Linked DNA regions of Homo sapiens: region 1 is linked to region 2. A link is an interaction called in ENCODE POLR2A ChIA-PET data of the cell type or tissue named here. Cell type or tissue: B cell. All regions are shown on one strand. Each heading gives the region's core, and the rest is flanking DNA. Links, peaks and the distances in the headings are about the cores only.

Region 1 (8,000 bases), core at 1-8,000, 390 kb after region 2:
AGTGTTTGATGGGACTCTTCTGATTACCTTTCTCTCCATAGTCAACTTTGGATAGGGTGCTCAGGACGTTACTTTTTAGTTTAATAAACCTTTAGGTTTAGTTAACCATCTTCATTTTTTATTAAGATATGCTCATATTAAGTTGTTTTGCTTCCAGAATGTATGCTAAATAAATGTCCCAATCCTTGGAAGGGCGTTTTGGAAGTTCCTATTGTCTTCTTTTTATTCTTATATTTTTTTTCACTGAAAAAGTTGCTGTTTACTGAAAAAATGAAGTCATATCTACAAGGAAGGCTTATGTAGGGCCTGGTCTGAACTCCAGGAAGCATATGACCAGATGCTGTGCTACGGCTCTCTTTCCAGACTGTTGACAGCCATTGTATCTGTCCAGGTACCCCATGGCCTGGCCAGCAAAACCTCCACCCCTCTGCCCAGCTCTGGCCTCTTTCCTACCAGAATACGGGCCTGGGAGGCAACTGCAATGAACCCTCGGAAAGCATAGGTTTTGCTAAGGCAGCCTGCACAGTAATGATATTGTTAGCTTGCTTCATTTCCAGTTTCACCATCAATTACGCCATGTGTTTCATCCAGTTGGTGCTACCCTCCCAGTGTTAATTATAACCTACAAGACTGTTACAGTTAATTTTATGGCAAGCATATTGTCTCTTCAAGGCTCCAGAGCAGCTCATAAATTATCTTGAAGGTAAAATGTAACTTGGGGAACTAGTTATGAAAATTCCATCCATCTCGCTTAGGAGCTGCAGCTGCTACTGTCAGCTGCCTTGCTGCTGCACTGTGAAGGAATTATGGTGGGTCAAGTTTAAGAGGGTAGGCCCAGGCTGTCACTGAGGAGAAAGGCTGTCCTGGCCCTGTCAGACAAGTACCTTCTGCCAATCCCTGGTGGTTTCACTTTGCAGGCAGGAAGAGGCAGGCAGCGCAGGTGGATGGTCCCCAAGCTGTCTGTATTCATTACTTTACAGAAACTTGTTGTAGGTAGGCAGGTCCAGAGACCTTTCCTCTTCTCTGTTGTCATGATGTTAGGCATCATCTGCAAAGTGTGAGATAGATAACTCTATAACTAACTCTGGGCTTGGTTCAGGAGAGGAGGAGAATAAGGGGGCGGAAGCTATTAGTGGCAGCACTTCCCAGCCACCCCTTACTGGTCTCCTACTTGGTAATTTCTATCTTGCAAAAGCCCCTGGCTTGAACGAGCATTTTATTTGTGGTGGTGATTTTTCATATAATCTGATAAAGCGAGATTTCACTGTGGACGAATGTACTCGAAAATTGCCTACTAAATAAATTAACAGGTTATCTTATTGGGATAATAAACACACTCCTTTTCTATTTCCTCACACGAAGTCTAAGCTTTACATTTCAGCCCTCGGGGCTTTAGCATTATTATTTTTAATGACTGAACACAAGTCTTTCATTTAGCTTGTTTGTATAGTTACTGTAAATGATCTTTCTGCTGTTGGTACTTCATTTGAAATTCTGCATGTTATGCTAGCTTTAAAAGCTTTGAGGGGGCCTTGGAGAATTGGGAAGCTGTATTAAGCACAGCATCTTCTAGTGGCATTGGAAACGGGCTATGGCAGAAAAGTCAGAGAGGGTGTGTTAAGAAAGTACGCCTGCATGTATAAATCAAAGTCTGAGTTTGAGTGACGCGTACACAAACAGTGGTGGTTTCGGTGGCAGGTTGAGAACTCGCCATTGTAAAGTAAGAGAGCCATTCCCTTAGCTGGTGATTTCTCCTTGTGTGTTTCTGAGCACTTTTATTGCATTCACACATCTACTAGTTTTTGTACGAAGAGTGCCTCAGATCATTACACTGCGGCTGTATAAGAGACCTGGTTTGGAGGGATTTGAAGGACACATGGAATAGTGAATTCATGTCCAAAGAGGCACCGGGCTTTCTGAAGGAAGTATTCGTCTGAGCTTTTGATGATGGGGGCATGAGAGTTGGATATTTGTGAGTTTTCTAGTGAATGCTAGTGAACTCAGACCAGGGATTGCAGATTCAGATGTCTGTAGGCCATGGTAATCATGTATGTAGATAAAGCCAGAGAGGTGAGACACTGTTAAGTTCAAGGCAAAACACACGTGTGTGTGTATGCCAGAATCTGCATAGAGTAGAACAATGTTACAAGGTCACAGAGGCAATACCCAGATTGTCTTCTGGTCTCCTGGCCAGCGGACATTCACACTTTGTCTCAAGTGGGCAGCCAGGCAGCTGCTATCCAGCCTTGCGAGGAGGCAGGATCTATGTTAGTAGGTCTTCCACATTTTCAACAGAAGTGGAACATTCATATTGTATGTGTATGCTTCCGAAGTCTCACAGTGATTTAAATGTTAGCATGAATTCAAATATTTGTAACTGTTAGGCTAATCAAAACATGTGTGGAGCCTGGACATTGTGGGCAGGATTCTGCTATAGAATGAAAGTCCTGACTGCTTTGAATTAAAAACCTTCTCCATCTTCTCACACTTCTCAAGAATAGAAGGAATGACCCTGGCTGGGAGACCAGTACACAATCTGTGTATTGCCTCTGTGACCTTGTGACCTTGTAACATTGCATTATTCCATGTAGGTTCTTGCGCGTGAGTGTGTATGTGTGTACGTGTGTGTTGCCTTGAACTTGGCACTATTTCATCTTTCCTTTTATAAACAAAGTATATGAGAGTTTCCAAAAGTGAATGAGGTGTATATGGTGCTCATTGTCACCATAAAAAGGTGTCCACAAAAATGTTGGCAGTTTTGAATTTGATAAAGGGTTTAATTCTCAGAAAGGAAGGACTGGGACTTATTGCTAGTGAATCACCATTTCTCCTGTTACACCCTTGAGCTCCTGCTTTAGCTCCCATCTCCTCCATGGGGGAACCCAGCTGTTCTTTCACTGTAGAAGTGAAGCTTGAACAAAGATGTCATGTGGCCAGAATCATCTTTTAGTCTCACCACTCCACACTGATGGTCACATAGAGGTGTGAGTTGGGAAGTTGTTAAATACAAGAGGGTTTGAGCTTCTGGAGAAGAGGAAAATGTAAAAATATTTTTTCCTTTAAGAAAGATAAAAAGGTAAGCCTAAACCTTGGCGGCCACCGAAGTCAGCTGTTACGCATGTGTAGTTAAATTTCACTGTAAATATTTCATAAGGGTTCTTAGAATGGAGCCAGGTTGACATCACAGCCCCAACTGTACCAAAGGAACCATTTCATTAAAATAAGCCAACATTTCCAAAGAAACACGAATGTCTATGGCAGAGTTAACATAAGGTCAGAAAATCCTCTGGAAGAAATTTCGGTATCAATGTTTATAATCTCTGCATTTATGGATTTGCAGTTTGTGCAAAAAAAAAAAAAAAAACCCAGTGAGACTTTATTTTGGTTAAATAAGACTAGCTTGTGAAATAGTCTGTATATCCAGATCCATCCTAACCCAATGCCTTGGCAGCCTTTTGGATAAATAATGTCTTTTCCAAAATGTGTGTATTTGAAAAAGGAAGAGGAAAATTAAGTGGCAAACTGTGTCTCTGGGTTGCCATAAACGAACAGAATCCAGAAACAGAAAGCAAAGACTGACAGTTCATTCGTTCTTTAAACAAATTACATAGCTGTACGTTTATTTACTGATGCATGAAGGGTTGCAGTGAAGAGCAAAATGTTTACCCTAACTACTTTCATTTTCTTTTTTTGGGGGGGGAAAGTAAAGGTTTATTTAAACATTTTTTTTTTTTTGGTGTGTAACACAAAATCTATATGAGGTTTAGAGGCATTTGGCAGGAAAAAAAAAGATATTCACATTTGTAAAAAAAAAAAAAAAAAAAAAAAACTTAATCCATGCTCACAGATGGTCCTGTTCAGGTGCTATTTTAATTATGAGGTAAAAAAACAGCCCCACACAGTAGGAAGTCGTCTTAATAAATGGACTGGAGCTTTTGTCTTCAAGCGTCAAAAAGCCTCGTTACTGAGAAATTTAAATACTTTGTATTATAGGGGAGAGTCTCAAAATGACCAGGATACTTGGAGAAAGCAAAATGATGGATTCTTCTAAAGATCAAATGAGTATACGAGAAATGTTTTACAATTGTATAGCTTTGAGCTTCCTTAGTATTGGTCATTTTAGTGATATTTTTTCCAGTGATAAATGTCGTAGATATATTCATGCAGCCAGAGGAAAAATAAACAGAACAAATTACAAATACATTTAAAAAATTTTAATCCACGTGGAAGTATTTCTTTCCTGTTCTTAAGCGCAAAGGGCTGCTTTGCCCTTCATGTGAGAGAGTGCCCAGAAGAACTAATAGTAATTCAAATGATGCGGTAACTTACAGCTTGCATTAATAACACACAAATAGAACAGTCTTCTTACTAAATATTAGTAATATAATAATGTTTTACTGTCTTTCCCATAGTGGGGAATTATGAGGACCTCATGTTAGGACCTCAGTGTCCTGACATAGTTAATTATCCGTGGATAATGGCTTCAGCCACCAGAGTTCTCAGTGAGGCAGCTTTGTTGTTGAGGGCTTATTAAGTGTTTGCAGACTCAGGTGCGGTGCACCTAGGCTCTTTCCTACAGAAGCAAACAGCTGTGTTGGCTTTACCGTATTATACATCACATAAAGCATCTCATTTATTATAACGAAGCTAATGATGCTAGTGGAAACCTTTATGTCCCGTTCTATATAGTGATAATATATTTGCTGTAAAGTTGTTAGCTTGTTTTTCGTAAGTAATTAATCTTTTCTTATACCAAATGTATCACATGAAAATGGGTTAGCACAGGGTCAAAATACATTTAAACCAGTCTGCAGAGATTGGATAAGACCTTTGAATAGAGCATCACTTTTTTTCTTTCACAAGGACCTCACCCCGTCTCCAAGCTACCCCCCAACACAATGCTCACATTACTAGGAACTTAGGCTAATAACAGGGAACTGCTTTCAGTTTTTTAGTGCTGAGATAGGATTCAGACCTGAATGTGTACTAAGCCAAGTAAGCTTAGTGACAGTCATCCATGTTCAGTCCCTTAACAAGGCTGTGTATTGTCCATGTGGATAATTTTGGTGGTGGGTTTCTGTCTAATCTACAGTGACTTTGAGTTTGTGCCTAGGGAGACTCTAGTGAAATGTGCCAAGGCCTAGTTCAGAGAGTCCTGAAGTAGTGCGCTGTGCGTGGCACACAAGATGATTCTGTGAGACACTGATGAATACTTTTTATTTGAAAATTTATATGCTTTGCTTTTTGTGTATATAGGGAGACATTTGAAATTCACTCTCAGCAATTTTGAAATCATGCACTCTATTATTATTAACTGTGTTACACTGCTATGCAATATATCTCAAAAACTGATTCCTCCTGTCTAACTGAATATATTTTACGTTAGGTTAGAAAAGCATAATTAGAATATTGGATCCATGGTTTTCAACTAATATTATTGAGGACAAGACTCAAATCAATCTTGTTTTTTTTTTTAAGTTGATTTAAAGAAAAATGCTAGAAATGCAATAATGTGGGTGGTTCATGGATATGGCTAAAATCATGATAGTGGATCACATCATCAAAGTTTATAAAATGCTGGCCTTATAAACTGGAGGGGTGCAGAAACATATGTTTCAATCATAATTATGCTATTGATTATGAAGAAGATGCTGATCATCATCATCATCATAATAATAGCAGCTAACCTCCACTGAGTCTTTACTGTATGCCAGGTACTATTCTACGTGTTTTGCCCATATTCCTTACTTACTCCTCACACCAACCCAGTGAAGTAGTTTTGTTTTGTTTTCTTTCATTTTATAGTTAAGGTGACTAAGACCCAGAGAGGTTAGGGAATTTACTCAGGATAGCACAGGTTGTCAGTGGTCAAGCCAGGATTTGAGCCCAGGCAGTCAGCTTCTGGTGTCTTCTTCTTAATCTACTTCCTTTTGTGATAGATTAAGAAATATTATTCTCTCTCTGTTCTCTAAAGAAGAAAGGTGGAGAAGCAACATGGAAACATGCAACATAGCATATGATAATGCCATGATTATCCATGTTTTCTGAAGGGCTCTAACCTGTGCAGCTGACTGGACCCTGCTGAGCCTTTGGCTTCCTTATGTAGCATCCTGGATGTGTACTAGAGCAGATGACAAGGGTCAGTGGAGCAAAAAAAATCTTTGGCAACTTCCCATATTTTCGTACTTAGAAAAGTATCATAATTCTTTTCCCCAGTCACTTTAAATATATGCAAGCAGTATCTAATCTTGTGGGAAACTGAAAGTGAAACTCTCTAGCAAAGAGCATGGTTATATTCCAAGGCAGAAGAGACAGAGTTAACCTATGAAAATTAACCTTGACTGTCAACAAATGTGCTGAAATGGGTGGAAGAATACAGCCCACAAGACTGAGATGTGGGTGGGAATTGGATCTGCCAGGTCCCAGAGCTAGACCTAATGCACATGTTTGAAGTTCTTCTGTGACTCTCGATTAACCTTGATTTAAAGTTCCAGAAAAATGCTCAAGCAGGTGAGAATTCTCATACTGTCTTTCTCATTTGATATTTTTCTGAGCCAAAGTGCCTACTTTTTTTGAGCGGTATTTATGACTAGTTACATTGCACAAGGAAACTTGACTTGGGTGAGGTGTTAAGGTATGGAGAAATGGATAATTGGGAAACTTAGAAAACCCGTCCAATGAACGTTTCCAAGTCACCCTCCCCACGGGCCTAGAGTCATCATGAACAATTACTTGAGAATTGTGAAGGGCTCAAAGAGGAAAACTGCAGAACAAAATGGGTTGAAAGAATGTATACTTTTGTCATTTCGACTTGAAGCCAGGGGCTAAAACTCATGTCTTACACCATTGTAGTCTACAACCATTTAATTTGCTAACAAGACTTAACTGATCAGGATCTGCAACCTCCTTCTCCAGTATAATCAAAACAAGAAGCATTTGGCTCTGGAAAGTAAACGTTGTCTATCTTTTATTGTCTGGCCCCACCATTTTCTTTCTGGCAGGCTGAGATGAAACAGAAAGCTGATATTTGGAGCCACTGGAATTGTAGGCCTTGTAATTTAGAAATATCCATTTTATCCCGTGTAATTTCTTCCCTAAGATTCCTCAGTCTAAATCTGATACAGGTAGGAGCCAAGACAAACAGTAACCATTTATAGTCACCCAGACCAGTTTGAATTTCACTCTAATGTAAAGCAAAAAGAGTTTTTGGCTTCATTTCAGGTGTGTAACAGGGGTAGAAAATGCATTTAAAATTTAGCAGCAAATGTTACCATATGTTTCCATAACAACTGCAAACTTTTATGTTAGAAAAGCAATAATATAAACACGTAGGAATCTTGGAACAGCAAACTATTAATTTACCAAATATAAAAAAATCCAGCATGAAGGGGCTTTTATAGCCACAGAAGCCATGAGGGGCCCAGCATCCTGTGAATTTCTCCATTATGTGGCAGAAAATGCTGCTGGTTCATTTAAATGAGCAAATCTTTTAAAATTATAGGTACAGTGTCCATTCTCCACAGTGCATTTTTGTGAAACAATGTGTGGTGATGCCAGCTATGGCTGAATTCTTCTTACCATATTGAACTAGTAAAATACGCTTCGGAAGCTACTCCCAATGTATATCTGTAAAACAACAGCATTTTCTACCTTCACTTATAGCTTCAAACTTAATGACGAAGGCTAGGGTCCTGCAGAAAGTGTAGTGCCCAGTAGTTGGCCCTAATGCTTGGCAAGGAGTAGATGTTCATAGATTGTTGATAGATATGAACAAGGTTCTCAGTTTTCTCACCTACCCATTTTGAAATATAAAAAGACAAGGGGAAAAGGGGAAAGGTGGATCTATTTAAGCACATCTCGAGAATGAGGAGTTAGTAAGAGTTGTTGAAATCAAATTCTCTGTTCTCTGATTTCCCTGTGGAACAAAGAAATAATCTTCTTTTAACATGGCTACCTGTGGATGGGCCTTTCATTTAAAAGGAGGCAGAACTTTTTTTTTC
Region 2 (9,583 bases), core at 1,584-9,583:
AGGCTGAGGCAGGAGAATGGTGTGAACCCGGGAGGCGGAGCTTGCAGTGAGCCCAGATCAGGCCACTGCACTCCGGCCTGGGAGACAGCGAGACTCCGTCTCAAAAAACCAAAAAAAAAAAAGCAAAAAAACCAAAAAAAACCCCACAACAACAACAAAACAAAACAAAAAATTAGCGGGGTGCGGTGGCACATGCCTGTAGTCCCAGCTACTGGGGAGGCTGAGGCATGAGAATCTCTTGAACTCGGGAGGCAGAGGCTGCAGTGAGCCAAGATTGTGCTGCTGCACTCCAGCCTGGGTAACAGCACGAGACTCCATCTCAAAAAAAAAAAAAAAAAAGTTTAATCCAAAGGAAAGAATCTCTAACAGTGGAATTGCCAATCTCTATGGGATGGGCTGTATTTTGGAGCAGTGAATAGGGGAATATGGTCAGTTACTCCTCCGGGCAATTCCAGTCCTGGTAGGAAAATTGCAATTCATTTTCTTCCCCCAAACCTTCTTGTACCTCAAATGCAAAATCCCTTAGTAAGTACTGGGAAAATTATTTCGAATGATCTCTCAGGAGTTCACCAGCCTCTATCCCCTCGTTAAACAGTGGAAAGGTTTGGCATTCCCATGGGTACAGCATGCCATCCCCCTCATCAAATTGTGCTCAGGCAATGTCCACTGGACTCACGGCCCTATCTGTTGCCCACTGGGCTCTCTCTTCGACTTAATATCAGGCCTGAATTGTCCTCCTGCTTTGTCCATTTGGATTAGAAACCCCATGCTGTTCAACTGGGCTTACATTTTCCTTTCCCTTTTTGAAACAATAAAAATGTTTTGGAGAGATTCTGGAGTGCATTAGAGAATCATTTTCAATTTTCATGGGAGACATGTGGAAAGACTCACCTTCACCTACAGCTCATCCCCGGAGATGGTCTGGCTGACATCTGATCACTACCAAATGGAAAAGACCTTCCTGGCAGTCGGTGTTTAAGTACATCTCCCACCTTCATCCTGCATTGACCTCAGCACAGTTGGGGTTCACAGGAACGCGGGACTTTAGCTGAGGATCCAGGCCATGGAACCTTTCAGGCCTGGGGCGCCCCCTCCTCACTGAGGCTGGTGCTCACAAAAACTCTACAAAATGAGATGGGGCCTGAATTTGGGGGGTGGGGGAGGGCATGGCGATGGTGCAGGTGTTTCTTTTGGTGGACAGAGAAAGACCACCAGGATTTGTTGGATTTGGCTGTGGTACTCGTTTTTGTCCACTTGAGTTAATGGAAAAAAGCCATTAAATGCTGTCTACCAGGCGCACTATATTTTCCTTGCAAATACAAATGTAAATTACACTAGCACAGAGAGTTTTAATGGCTGAGTAAATGTTTGACCTTCAGTAAGATTCCAGAATTGAGGTGTTTGCATCATTAGAAAACATGCGCTTGCACATTGACAAGTGACAGAGGTAAAGACAGACGAGATCATTCACACGGGCGCGGAGTCACAGGGTGGGGAGCTGGAAAATTGGGTGTCTGCTCTTGAGGGGTTCATGAGCCTTTTGTATGGGGATTAGGATTAGCTGCAGAAGGGCCTGCAGTAGAGAGATTTTAAAGGAATTTTTCAAATGAAGGAAAGAATGGAAGCAGACCCTGCTCTCTGACCAGGGGGTGGGGGTGGTTTGAGAGTGTGCATACAGCAGGGATGTCTAATCTTTGGGCTTCCCTGGACCACATTGGAAGAAGAATTGTCCTGGGCCACACATAAAATACATGAGCACTAACAATAGCTGATGAGCTTAAAAATAATCACAAATAAATCTCATAATTTTTTTTTTTGAGACGGAGTCTCAGTCTGTTTCTAAGACTGGAGTGCAGAGGCATGATCTCAGCTCGCTGCAACCTCCTCCTCCTGGGTTCAAGCAATTCTCCTGCCTCAGCCTCCCGAGTAGCTGGGATTACAGGTGCACACCACCACGCCCAGCTAATTTTTGTATTTTTAGTAGAGATGGGGTTTTGCCATGTTGGCCAGGCTGGTCTCGAACTCCTGACCTCAAGTGATCCACTCACCTCAGCCTCCCAAAGTACTGAGATTACAGGGGCGAGCCACTGCACCCGGCCTGGCCAAATCACATCATGTTTTAAGAAAGTTTACGAATTTGTGTTGGGCTGCATTCAAAGCCATCCTGGGCTGCATGTGGTCCACGGGCCATGGGTTGGACAAACTTGGTGTAGAGAGAAGATAAAAAAGAGACTTAAGGTTGTCTTGGAGTGTGGGGACTCAGGAGAAGATCGTGGCAGGATGAGAGAGACAGAGGAATGACTGTTGACACATTTTGCTGTAGAAAAGCCTGGAATCTTTGGGTGTCTCCCCAGGGACTCCTGTTGAGAGGGGTCTTCTCCATTGCTCGCAGTTGCCATAGTGACACTGACTGACTGTGATGCCGATGGAAGCCTGAGGTGGTCCAGATATATTTGGGTTACAGAAGATGTGCTGGCACACCCTTCTTGAAGAAGGGAGGAGAAAAGCAAAATGCAGCCTTGGTAGATTGGAATGGTTTTCACTAAGAGATGAACTGTGGGGCCAGGCACGGTGGCTCATGCCTGTAAACCCAGCACTTTGGGAGACCGAGGTGGGCAGATCACTTGAGCCCAGGAGTTCCAGACCAGCCTAGGCAACATGGTGAAACCCTAGCTCTACAAAAAAAAAAAAAAAAAAAAAGTGGCCTGGAACGGTGGCTTGCGCCTGTAATCCCAGCACTTTGGGGTGCCAAGGTGGGTGGATCACGAGGTCAAGAGATTGAGACCATCCTGGCCAACATGGTGAAACCCCATTTCTACTAAAAATACAAAAAATTAGCCAGGCGTGGTGGCGGGTGCCTGTAGTCCCAGCTACTCGGGAGGCTGAGGCAGGAGAATCACTTGAACCCAGGAGGCAGAGCTTGCAGTGAGCCGAGATTGCACCACTGCACTCCGGTCTGGTGATGGAGTGAGACTCTGTCTCAAAAAAAAAAAAAAAAGCAAATATTAGCCGGGCATGGTGGTGCGCAGCTGTGGTCCCAGCTACTCAGGAGGCTGAGGTGGGAAGATCACTTGAACCTGGGAGGTGGAGGCTGCAGTGAACCGAGATTGTGCCACTGCACTCCAGCCTGGGTGACAGAGCCAGATACTGTCTCCAAAAGAGAAAAGAAGAAAGAAATGAACTGTGGCCTTTGGTTGGAAGAGTAGAGCCCTCTTTCCTTTCTGATGAGGAGTAGGTCACAGGCCCTCTCATCCAGCTCCTGGCACTTGGATCCAGGACCACACAGCACATTCCGAGCAGCCTTTGGAGACCTGGCCCTGTAGGAAAGCACTGGTCCTTTGGAGCTGGTTTGTCCAGCCTAGTGCTGAGCATTGTGTAGATCCAGCCAGCTATGCCAAGACACAGTATAGCACGCAGGCAGGGAAAGGGAGGTGGAGAGCAGAGCAATGAAAGACGAAGGCACATGTCAGCAAGTCCTCCATCCCTTCAGTCCCGGGGACTTGGCGGGCCAGCCAGAGTTTCCTGGCATTTGGTTCTGAAGTAGGTGAGGCCAGCTGGCTCTGGAGTTTTGTAGAGCTTATGTCAGACTGCGTATTGGGGTCTTGTTTGCTGCCTGGGAGGTGATGATGTTGGCTGGCTGAGTCCCAGCAGTTCCTTGGGGGGCCCATATGGAGGCTCTGGACCCTGATAGGTTCTTTCAAGCCAGTAAAGGAAGGGGTACAGGAAGGTAGGTCTGGGGATGGAAAGTAGAGAGGATCTAACAGCCAGAGCTGGGCTTCAGGGCTTAAGCTCGTCATTGGCTGTTGCAAGAAGGAATTCTTACTGACCTGGCGGCTAGACAGGGAACGTTGCTTCTTCCCTTCCTACTGTGAAGGATTCTGCATGCATCTTAGGCCCTTCCTTGCGGGGACGGGGCTCTTCCCCATGGGTGTGATGCGTGCTTTGAAAAGGCCTTCATGACCCCAGTAGCCCCACAAAGCCTTCTTCCTGGAAATAAAAAAAAAAAAATGCACCAAAGCCCAAGTTTAATGCAAACCCTGAAGCAGGCAGTCTTTCTGCCTCTTTATATTACTATCTCTTCAACACACTCCACTCCAGACCCGGCCTCTGGGGAGAGAGCTTGGGGTTTGCCTCTGAAGCCATGGATCTGTTTCCAGCGATGTTTGTGTACTCTTGACTCCCATTGCTCAGGCCTTAAAGGTAACTTGCATGTAAAGTTTCTCCTTCTTTGGAGCAAAGAGATCTTTTTCCAGGGGCCTCCAATTCCTCTAATGCTACCGGGAATGAAAACACCCAAGGCAACCAAGAGTGAATCACAGAGTCCTCAGCTCAGTGTCTCAGACACACTAAGACAATCTGCCACTGTCTGCCTTCTCTATGCTGAAAGATAAACACCCCACAGGCCACGAGGAAATGAGAGTGGCTGATGTCCACTGAATGCTTATCATGTGCCAGGCACTCTTCTAAGTGCCTTGCATGTCATATCTAATTTAACCCTCATAACAGTAACCACTGGAGATTGTATTTTTTATGATCCTACTCCAGGGAGGAAGAAACTGAGGCCTGGAGAGACTAACACACAGGGTTGTGCTGCAAGGGAGCAGGGATTTTTCTTTTCTATTCTTTTTCTTTTTAAAACAAAACAAAACACAGGGCCTCAGTCTGTTGCCCAGCCTGGAGTGCAGTGACACCATTACAACTCACAGCAGCCTCAAGCTCCTGGGCTCTGTAAGATTCTCCCCGGGGCCTGAAAGCTTAAGGAGATGAGTAACTCCTCCCTTCTCAGGCCCAGGCCCAAGGCGCAAGACCACTTGCTTCGGCAGCGTGTGTCAGCAAGATAGCAGAAGCGGGAGGAGAGCTGGACAGAAGACACCCACCCTCGCTGGAAGACACGGACCCCTGAAGATCGAGAAAGAGGCCATCCGGGTGCAACGTAGCAATTACGTCAGACTAGGGCACTTCCCGTTTACAGAAGACTATAAAACCTTTGCCCTGTCCTCACTTGGGGCTGACGCCATTTTAGGCCTCAGCCCGCCAGCACCCAGTGCGTCTGCTCATTAAAACGGCATGTTGCTCCACACCGCCTCGTGTTGTCTGTTGGCTCAGTCTTGGGGTTAGAACCGTTACAAGAACCGTACAGGCTCAAGCAATCTTCCTTCCTCAGCCTCCTAAGTAGCTGGGATTACAGGTGCACACCACCATGCCTGGCTAATTTTTACTTTTTTTTTTTTTTTTTTTAAATAGAGACAAGGGTCTCACTATGTTGCCCAGGCTGGAAAATCCTGACCTCAAGTGATCCTCCCACCTCAGTCTCCTAGAGTGCTGGGATTATAAGCTTAAGTCACCAAGCCTGGCCAGGGAACAAGGATTTGTCAACAGAAAAATCAAATTCTGTAAAATATTTAAAGAGGTTTATTCTGAGCCAGCATGAGTGACCACGGCCTGGAGAACAGTCTCAAGAGGCCCTGAGAAAGTGTGCCCCAGGCGGCTGGGTTACTTTGGCTTTATAAATTTTAGGGAGACAGAAGTTACAGGTAAAGACATAAATCAGTACATATAAGGTATACATTGGTTCAGCTGGAAAGGTGGGACATCTTGAAAGTGAGGGGGAGTTAGTGGGGTAGAAGGTGAGGGGGTGGTGTTTAGAGGTCATAGGTTGATTCAAAGATTTTCTTTTCTTTTTTCTTTTTTTTTTTTTGAGACAGAGTCTCGTGCTGTTGCCCAGGCTGGAGTGCAGTGGCGCAATCTTGGCTCACTGCAATCTCTGCCTCCTGGATTCAAGTCATTCTCAGCCTCCCGAGTAGCTGGGATTACAGGCGTGTGCCACCATGCCCATGATTTAAAGATTTTCTGATTGGCAATTGGTTGAAAGAGTTAAGCTTTGTCTGAAGACTTGAAATCAATGGGAAAAAATGCCTGAGTTAAGATAAGGGGGCATGTGGAGGCGAGGTTCTTGTGATGTAGATGAAGCTTCCAGGTAGCAGCCTTCAGAGAGAATAGATGGTAAATGTCTCTTTTCAGATCTTAAAAGGTGTCAGACTCTTAGGTCATCTCTCTTAGATCCAGGAAAGACCTAGAAAGAAAAGCCGTGGCTGTGTTAATGGAGATTTTCTACAGATGCATGTTTCCTCAACAGAAGATGACTTTGAGGGCCATTTCAAAAGATGTCAAAGGAATAAATTTTGTGGCAAAATATTCTGATTTCCTTCAGGGTCTGCTATCTGTCATGTGATGCTATACCAGAGTCAGGTTGGAATTTGGTATCTTATTGCCACAAAGAGTCTGTTTTGTCAGTCTTAGGATGGATCTCTATTTTAATGTTAATGCTGGTCAGCTGTGCTTAACCTCCAAAAGGGAGGGAATATATAACAAGGTGTGTCCCATCACAGCCAGGAATTCAGTTTTTCGGGTTTCTCAGGGGTCCTCTTGGCCCACAGGGGGTCCATTTAGTTGGTTGTTGTGCTTAGGATTTTATTTTTGGTTTATAGATTCCAACCCAGGCTCTTCCTGCTTCTCTCCCCACCTCAGCAAACTCAGGGGCTTTGGTTTTGTGCTGTGGAATCAGGAGCATCTTCTGGGGAGGAGTCTCAGTGTGGTGGTTAATGGGGGTCTGGGGCACCAGCATACTCAGGCAGGATGGAGTAGAACGAGATTCTTCCTGGAAGGCCTTTGGGGCTCTGGAACCAAACAACTCAGAATGAGCCACATCATAGCTGTATGCCTGTCCATAATCTCCCACTCCATTACTGTCCCCTAGGCCACCCCACTGACCCACCCCTAGCAATGATGGATGTGGCAGCTTTGAGCATCTTCACCCAGCAATTTCTCTGTGCCAGGCCCAGCTCTCAGGCCTGAGGATGAAGATGAAAAAGACACAGCTCTTACAACTGGTGACCTTAGGACCTGTGCACAGGTGACTAAATCCTGTATGTGATAGGGAGGGAGAAGAGGGTTTGCGTTAAAGTGCAGCAGTTGCTGACAGTTGGCTTTGTTGCAAAATTCCACAGAAAGAGGGTCTCCTATATTTGGAGAGAGACTTTTTTTTTTTTTTTTTTGAAACAGGATCTCATCTATCACCCAGGCTGGAATGTAGTGGGTGGAATCATGGCTCACTGTAGCCTTGACCTCCTGGGCTCAGGTGATCCTCCCCCCTCAGCCTACCAAGTAGTTGGGACTACAGGTATGTGCTACCATGCCCAGGTAATTTTTATAATTTTTTTTTGTAGAGGCGGGGTTCACCATGATGCCCAAGCTGGTCTTGAACTCCTGGGTTCAAGTGATCTGCCTACCTTGGTCTCCCAAAGTGCGGGGATTATAGACGTGAGCCACCACACACAGCCTGGAGAGACCTTTTTAATGGGCCTGCTTGACTAAGAGAGGCATATGGCCCATGGGCATGACCCAGAGGAAGAAATTTAGATAAAGAGGTGTTCAATTATGCATTATGGAAAAGAGAAAGAACCTCTGGAATTATCTGCATAGACCTTGAGATGGGGTTTGAGGTCCCGGAAAAAAAAGATAGGAGTGAAGGGTTCCTCAGTATTGTCTTATGTTATTAGAATGTTGATGAAAAGAGCCACACTCTGTAAAACATTTAAAGGGATTTATCCTGAGACAAGTATGAGGGACCAATGGCCTGTAACACGGCCCCAGGAGGTTCTGAGAACATGTACCTAGGGTGGTCAGGCTACGGCTTGGTTTTATACATTTTAGGGAGACATAAGTGGGGGTTGCTTCCAGGTCATAGGTACATTAAAAGATTTTCTACTTATTTATTTTTGAGAGGGAGTCTTGCTCTGTCCACCCAGGCTGGAGTGCAGTAGTGCAATCTTGGCTCACTGCAACCTCTGCCTCCTGGGCTCAAGCAATTCTCCTCCCTCAGTCTCCCAAGTAACTGGGATTACAGACACCCACCACCACACCTGGCTAATTTTTATATTTTTAGTAGAGACGGGGTTTCACCATGTTGGCCAGGCTGGTCTCGAACTGACCTCAAGTGATCCACCAGTCTTGGCCTCCCAAAGTGCTGGGATTACAGGTGTGAGCCATCATGTCTGGCCCATTGAAATATTTTTCTGATTGGCAATTGGTTGAATGTTCATCAGAAGACCTGGCATCAATAGAAAGGAGTGGTGTCCGGGTTAAGACAAGGGATTGTGGAGACCAAGGTTCTTATTATGCAGATGAAGCCTCCAGGTGGCAAGCTTCAGAAAGAATAGACTGCAAATGTTTCTTATCAGACTGAAAGAGTCTGTTCTATCTGCCGTAATTCTCTGTTTTAATGTCAGTGCTGGTCAACTGTGCCTGAATTCCAAAGGGAGGAGGGTATCATGAGGCGTGTCCAACCCCCACTTCCCATCATGGCCTAAACTCGTGTTTCAGGTTAACTTTAGAATGGCCTTGGCTGAGGAGGGTCCATCTGTCAGTTGAAGGGCTTGGAGTTTTATTTTTGGTTTACAAGGAGGGAGCCGTTGGCTAATAAGATCTAGGAGAGGACTAGAAGCTTGCAACTAAAGCTGTTCCCTGCTAGCACAGCAATTATTTAGTATAGTCACCCACTGCCTTCCTGATCTCCACCCCAAGGATCTGAAGTACAAGTCAGTCATATGCAGTCATGTGCACTGGAGTTGATGGTGAAGTCCAGGCAGTGATGGGCATAGGAGGCCTGAGACAGGGCCAGGCAAGATGGTTAGGAGATAAATAACAGTAGAGGAAAAGGAACAGTGCCCACAGAGTGAGGAACAGATCTGTAACAAGCCCTGTCTTCCTCCACTGCCCTGGAAAGGTGAATCTTGAAAATGTAGGGTGGGGTGTGGTGGCTCACACCTGTAATCCCAGCACGTTGGGAGGCCAAGGCAGGCGGATCATCTGAGGTCAGGAGTTTGAGACCAGCCTGGCCAACATGGTGAAACCCTGTCTCTATGAAAAATACAAAAATTAGCCAGGCATGATGGTGGGTGCCCGTAATCCCAGCTACTCAGGAGGCTGAGGTGGGAGAATCACTTGAACCTGGGAGGCGGAGGTTGCAGTGAGCCGAGATCCATTGCACTCCAGCCCGGGCAACAGAGTGAGACTCTGTCTTAGGAAAAAACAAACAAACAGACACCAGAAGAAAGAAAGTGTGGGATGGAGGAGGGGAAGCTAGATCCTTTTAGTGTGTGTTGCGGTGCTGGGAGTAGGGGAGGAAACGAGGCACTTGCCTCAGGCACAACGTTTTGGGTTGTGCCAAAAAACTCATGCAGCAAGATGATCCTATTTTCATGCAATATTTTTTTAAAAAATGCCAAAACAACCCGTGATAAACCATCAAAATGTTAAATAAAGAGAGGACTGGCATTAATAATTTTTCCTTTTACCTCAGGTTCCAGGATAGCTGAGCCATGCTCTAAATCCTGTCTTTATTTAATGTTCTGATAGTTTATGCATTATGGTGTTTTGTGTTAATTTTGGTCTTTAAAATATTGCAGTACGACATGATTTAGCTTGATTGCCGAGTTTTGGGCCACACCCCTAAATATTGCGTCTCACTTGTCTCACCCTAGTTCTGGCCCTGCATTGGGACTCAACACATTTTATTTGACTA

The links. Peaks named below come from ENCODE experiments on the same cell type or tissue, not always from the same donor. Only the 100,000 strongest peaks of a DNase experiment are listed, where the experiment ranks them.
Region 1: POLR2A ChIA-PET joins it to region 2 with 10 read pairs; 5 of 35 experiments call an interaction of 5 or more read pairs at or near these places.

Annotation. Positions count from the first base shown.
Region 1 is chr16:53,946,351-53,954,350 of GRCh38, forward strand. All of the region lies in intron 8 of FTO (FTO alpha-ketoglutarate dependent dioxygenase), which reads left to right. Among named protein-coding and RNA genes, the nearest start is that of FTO-IT1, 89 kb to the right of the region's middle. RefSeq lists an enhancer at 6,368-7,931. In B cell, for the core only: no CTCF peak of the experiment used is centred there; DNase peaks (open chromatin) are centred at 3,591 and 6,271; H3K4me3 peaks cover 598 bases; H3K27ac peaks cover 876 bases.
Region 2 is chr16:53,555,356-53,564,938 of GRCh38, forward strand. It overlaps LOC105371269 (a long non-coding RNA gene), which reads right to left and starts at 5,104. Exons shown (of 8, transcript XR_933588.4): 1 at 4,878-5,104; 2 at 3,828-3,987. RefSeq lists enhancers at 5,476-6,098, 6,099-6,721. In B cell, for the core only: no CTCF peak of the experiment used is centred there; no DNase peak of the experiment used is centred there.